Regions from separate parts of the Homo sapiens genome. Here region 2 is linked to region 1. A link is a contact called in ENCODE Hi-C or POLR2A ChIA-PET data. All regions are on one chromosome and are shown on one strand. The core of a region is the stretch at or near the end of the contact, and the rest is flanking DNA. Distances in the headings are between cores, read along the strand shown. Region 1 has its middle 28 kb from the start of ELN. Region 2 overlaps ELN (elastin).

Evidence for each region. A loop is a pair of places that touch in the nucleus more often than their neighbours do. ChIA-PET counts read pairs that join two places held with the same protein, here RNA polymerase II (POLR2A).
Region 2: a loop to region 1 is called in a map of transverse colon, with 23 times the contacts of the local background. The contact joins two enhancer-like sites. A Hi-C loop is called at or near these places in 3 of 168 maps with a recorded cell type or tissue (left cardiac atrium, right cardiac atrium and transverse colon). POLR2A ChIA-PET finds 5 or more read pairs at or near these places in 6 of 52 experiments (A549, A673, AG04450 and 3 more).

Annotation. Positions count from the first base shown.
Region 1 is chr7:73,998,641-74,001,340 of GRCh38, forward strand. No RefSeq gene overlaps it. Among named protein-coding and RNA genes, the nearest start is that of ELN, 28 kb to the right of the region's middle. RefSeq lists an enhancer at 1,612-2,112. Within about 2 kb of position 1,296, at least 8 of the 41 ENCODE cell types and tissues checked have a DNase peak (open chromatin) inside an H3K27ac peak, as active enhancers do.
Region 2 is chr7:74,042,389-74,045,088 of GRCh38, forward strand. ELN (elastin) reads left to right here. Exons shown (of 33, transcript NM_000501.4): 6 at 226-318; 7 at 596-646; 8 at 730-780; 9 at 1,491-1,532. Among named protein-coding and RNA genes, the nearest start is that of ELN, 16 kb to the left of the region's middle. Within about 2 kb of position 1,328, at least 9 of the 41 ENCODE cell types and tissues checked have a DNase peak (open chromatin) inside an H3K27ac peak, as active enhancers do.

The sequences.
Region 1 (2,700 bases), core at 46-2,545:
TTGGAGACACAAGGGTAAGGACAGTCCCCTAGAGCTAGCCTGAGGCTGAGGACAAAAGGTCAGAAATTCTCAGACAGCGCTGGGCGCGGTGGCTCACACCTATAATCCCAGCACTTTGGGAGGCTGAGGAGGGCAGATCACTTAAGGTCAGGAACTCGAGACCAGCCTGGCCAACATGGTGAAACCCCATCTCTACTAAAAATGCAAAAAAAATTAGCTGGGCGTGGTGGCGCACGCTTGTAAATTACCCCTGCTACTCAGGAGGCTGAGGTGGGAGAATCGTCTCTTGAACCCGGGAGGCAGAGTTTGCAGTAAGCCAAGTTCGCACCATTGCACTCCAGCCTGGGTGACAGAGCGAGGCTCTGTCTCAAAAAAAAAAAAGTTCTCAGACAGTGAAGGGGGTATGGAGGATTGCTGTGCAAGAGCTCAAACAGAGGGAAGCCCAAAACCAGCTGGGGTCTGGGCCACAAGTCATCATGAGCCGGGCTCAGAGGACACGGTAGACCTGGAGCCAGGTCTCAGTCTGGAGTTGGAGTTAAGACGTAGGCCAGGTGTGGTGGCTCGCGCCTGTAATCCCAGCACTTTGGGAAGCTGAGGCGGGTGGATCACTTGAGGCCAGGAGTTTGAGACCAGTCTGGCCAACATGGTGAAGCCTGTCTCTACTAAAAATACAAAAATTAGCCAGGCAAGGTGGCTGGCACCTGTAATCCCAGCTGCTCGGGAGGCTGAGGCAGGAGAATTGCTTGAACCTGGGAGGTGGAGGTTGCAGTGAGCTGAGATGGCACCACTGCACTCCAGCCTGGGTGACAGAGCAAGACTTCATCTCAAAAAAAAAAAAAAAAGACTCAATCTGGGATCAGAGAGGGCTCTGCCCAGAGTCAGGAGCAGATGGTGAAGGCAAGGCCAGAGCCCCCCACCCCTGAGGTCCATCCTGAGCTCAGGGTCCAATCCCTGGTGGTCCTGAGGTTGAAGATAAGCTCCCTGAGCTGCTCACCCTTCGGGTGGCCGACCTGGCCCAGCTTCTGTCCAGGAACCTCCTCAGCCCCGATCCCAAGGGGAAATGCCAGCCCAGACCCCACTCTTCCTTTAGGCCAGGAGGGCCCCCCAAAACCCAGGCCCACCCTCCCCAGCAGCCGGGCCACGAGCCGAGTCCCGCCCTACCCAGTCCAGGGTGAGAATTCCGGCCACACGCCCCTGTGATGTGGTCACGTTGGAAAAATGTTAATCAAATATTCTCCTCCGTGTTTCTTTTCTTTCCCAGGCTGAATTCCTAGAAGACAGGAATTTATGGTGTGAGAGCTCCAGTCCCCGCAGACCCACTGCCAAGGTCAACAGCACGAGGCGGGCATCCCTGCCAAGTGGGGAGTGGAGTCGTGGCTTTAGGAGTTGGTTGCAAGGAAAAACCAAAGTACGTGCATTAAAAAAGAAAAAAAAAAAAAAGAAATCCCTTCTCTCCCTCAAGTTCCCAAACTGGGGCTTAAACAAGGTCTCCCAGCATGGCCCGGGCAGGCCTCTGGTCTGGGAACAGAGTCTCCCTTGGAGATAGGGCCTGCGACGCTGTCACGGGGGCGTCCCTCGGGTCCCTGGAGGGTCTGGAAGTTGCTCCTTCTCTCAGACCAAAGCTCAGCAGCTCAGCCTCACGGGGCGGCGGGTGGGGGGGGGCGGGGGCGGGGGCAGGATCTCCGTGGTGACCCCACCTCTCTGGCCAACCCAGGGCAGTTGACATGAACACAACACATATCATCCTGGGCCCTGTCACCAAGCCCCCTGAGGTGGGAGCCTGCTTCATCTCATCTCGCCTCTGCCATCTTGGTTCTGGGGTCTTGACTCTCCAGAGAGCAAGCTCCTCGCAGACTCGGGCACCAAGGTCTCTGGCAGCAGAGAGACTGGGGATGCTGCCTGTAGTAGCGGAGGGGAGGTGAGGAGGGGGCTGGAGACCACCCAGACTCAAACCCAGATGACCCGATGCTGGGAAGATAGCCTTGGCCCCAGCCCCGAGCCCCGCAGGTGTAACTGAGCATCCACGTGTCACCCATCTGCCTGACACGTGCTGAGTTCCACTGTGTCCCGGGCACCTGGAAAAAGGGGAAACCAAGGCAGAGGAGGCCTCACCGCCAAGTGGGGCATGGAGGAAAGACTGATGAAAAAATGGAGGTGACTGTCACATGAGAACCAGGGGGCTGGAGGGACTGTGGGTCCCCGGAGGAGAGAGCGGCCGCCCTGGGGCTGCAGGGGAGGACGCTGGTTTGAGAAAGCTTTCTGAAGGGAGTTGCACCCTGAGAGGGGCCAGAGTTCACCAGGCGGACACGCAGTGGGAGAGGGGGCTTGCTTGGAAGGAACATTCCAGCTGAGGCCAAAGCATGTGCAAAGGCCCAGAATGTTTATACCTTGGTAAGACTTTTCATATAAATAAGTTCTCAAATCCAAAAAACAAAACGGCCTCTGGCAAGCCACATGTCTGGGTTTCTTGCTTGGAAAAGGAAGCCCTGCCCTGCCCCAAGCCTGGGACCACGAGAAAGTGGGGCCTGACACTTCTCAGGTCCCTGCCCCCTTCCCTGGCAGCCACACAGACAGCACCACACCGTGCACCCCCCAAGAGAGTCCTCAAGCCCTGTTCTGTCTGTCCCCTCCTCACTGCCTCACACCAACAGCCTCCTCACCGTCACCTCACTCCTGCTGGGCGCCTCCTCAGGCCCAAGC
Region 2 (2,700 bases), core at 78-2,577, 44 kb after region 1:
CTGCACTCCAGCCTGGGTGACAGAGTGAGACCTTGTGTCAAAAAAAAAAAAATCCATTACCGGTGAGCAGTGCTCACATGGATGTCCTGCAGGCATTGATGTCTGGCAGAGAGCGGAAGAGCCTCCAATGTGCTTCCTGAGTGGGGCACAGCCAGGCAGGGCCAGAGCGTAGGAGTCTTCATAGGTGTGGTAGCTCAGGACCTCACCCCATCCTCCCCTCCGCAGGGCTCGGCGCCTTCCCCGCAGTTACCTTTCCGGGGGCTCTGGTGCCTGGTGGAGTGGCTGACGCTGCTGCAGCCTATAAAGCTGCTAAGGCTGGTGAGTGGTGCTCTTTGGGACATGCCACAAGCCCTCTGGCTTCCGTGGGGCCCTCCGCTTTGCAAAGAACCTTCCCTCAACTCAGGCTTGGGAGCCGGGTGGGTGGGATTGTCAGTTGCAATCTACTGGGGCTCAGGGAGGCAGCTAGCTGTGCCCAGTCTGAAGGTGAGTTAGTAACGGGGCCAGACCTCAATGCTGGGCCCTCAGCATGCAGCCCCGGGCCCTTCTGCCTCCCCACTGTTCCTTACGCAATGCCTCACCTGTCCTGGCTCTGCAGGCGCTGGGCTTGGTGGTGTCCCAGGAGTTGGTGGCTTAGGAGTGTCTGCAGGTACGATGGCTATCCCCGAACTCCCTGGGTCAAAGTTGCAGGCCTGGGTGGAGCCAACTCTGATGCAGCCCCTTCTGTGCCAGGTGCGGTGGTTCCTCAGCCTGGAGCCGGAGTGAAGCCTGGGAAAGTGCCGGGTCAGTGCGGAATCCCTGGGGCTGGAGGACAGAGGGCAGGGAGGGGCAGAGGGCAGGGAGGAACAGAGCCCTCTCCATGCCACTGCACTTGGGGAGGAAGGGCAGGGCCTGGCTTCAGTCGGGCAGAGAAACTAGCCAGGCTGGTGCCTGCGTCTGTGAAATGGGGAGGAGGGGCCTGGCCCACTTCCCGGGCCCTTCTCCCGGGATCTTGGGGTAGAAAGAGACGGGCTCTGTGGCAGGCTGTCGGGCGACAGATGGGGAAACTGAGGCTCAAAGAGGCGAGTCAGTGTGGAAGGGCCTGCAGCGAGTCCCGGCAGAGCTGGGGGAGCCCCGTGTCCTCTGACTCCCCATCTGGTACTCGTTCTGCCCCACCAAGCCCTTTAGGAAGTGACTTCAGGTTAAACAAAAGACTGCCTGAGTCTACGCAGCAGGGAGGGACATCTGGAAGCTGTTAGCCAGAGGTGGGCTGGCCCAGCCATGTAAACAGGCTCCAGGAGACGGAGATAAATCCACACACCGAAGAGTTTGCAGATGACTTCCGAAACTCGTGGGAGGAGGGTTGTGGCCACCCCACGTCTGTCCCTGGCTGCCCCTGTCGGGCACAGAGGCTGTGGGTTTGAGGGCCTTGGAGCTGCCTGGGTGGGAAGGGCTGGGGAGGGGTCCCTGGAGGCTGAGCTGCTGCTAGTAACTTTGCTTTCTTTTGGCCACAGGTGTGGGGCTGCCAGGTGTATACCCAGGTGGCGTGCTCCCAGGTGAGAGCAAGGAGGGAAACAGGGACTCTATAGGAAGAAAGCAGCCAGGACGCAGTGGCTCATGCCTATAATCCCATTGCTTTGGGAGACTGAGGCAGGAGGATGGCTTGAGGCCAGGAGTTTGAGACCAGCCTGGGCATCATAGTAAGGCCCTCGTCTCTACAAAAAAATTTAGCCAGGCATGGTGGTGTGCACCTGTAGTCCCAGCTACTCGGGAGGCTGAGGTGGGAGGATTGCTTGAGCCCAGAAGGTCCAGGCTGCAGTGAGCTACGATGGTGCCACTGCACAGCAGCCTGGGTGACAGAGCAAGACCCTGTCTCAAAACAAAGAAAAAGAAAAAGGAAAAGAAAAGCAGCCCCCTCAGCCTCCCTAGTACCCCCCTCGCCTCCCCGAAAAGCAGAGGCCACCAGAAGCCCTGGGTCCTGACCTGAGCCATTTCCCCAAACTCCAAAGCTCAGGCTAACAGACATAAGGTCCCTGGCAGTCCGTCCATCCCCTGAAGGTCAACCAGCCTTCCTGCACCCCACCCAAGCCCTGATCCCAGGCACAGACCATCATCACAGCCCGAGGCGGGCCCCCGAGGACAGATCCCAGTGTGACCAGCTATTTCCCAAAAGCTGTGAGTCACCAAGGGGCCACCCAATGAGTCTGCCCTGCAGGAGACCCTAAAGAGCTGCCCCTCACCCTCCTTTCCCCTGCCAGGGCCTGACCACCCCACCCAACATGTGACCTCCTGAATTCCCCCAAAAGCCCAGATTTAGGCTGTTATGTGGGATTTGCTGATGGAGTGGCCCTTCCTCCCTCTCTCCCCCACTACGCTGAAAGCCAAGGCTGCCCAGCCCCAGGGGAGACAGGAGAGGTGGAAGACGCTGGCATGGTCCCAGCTGTAGCTGGATGGCTGCTTTGGGGGTCTGGGTTGTGAGCGAGAGCCCCAGAGAGCATGGGCCTCCCTGGTCTACGGGCGAGTGGCACCGCGCAGCAGCTGTCCCTCTCTTTACCTTTTCTGCGGAGGGTGGTCGAGACGGCTTTTGTGATTAACTCCAGCATAGAGATGAGGCTGACTGAGGCACCAGCTCACATGGCTGGGAAATAGGATTAAAACTCAGATCTTCTGACCTTGAGCCAGACAGGGAAGGAAAGTCAGCACTAAACAGGTCCTTTCTCCACC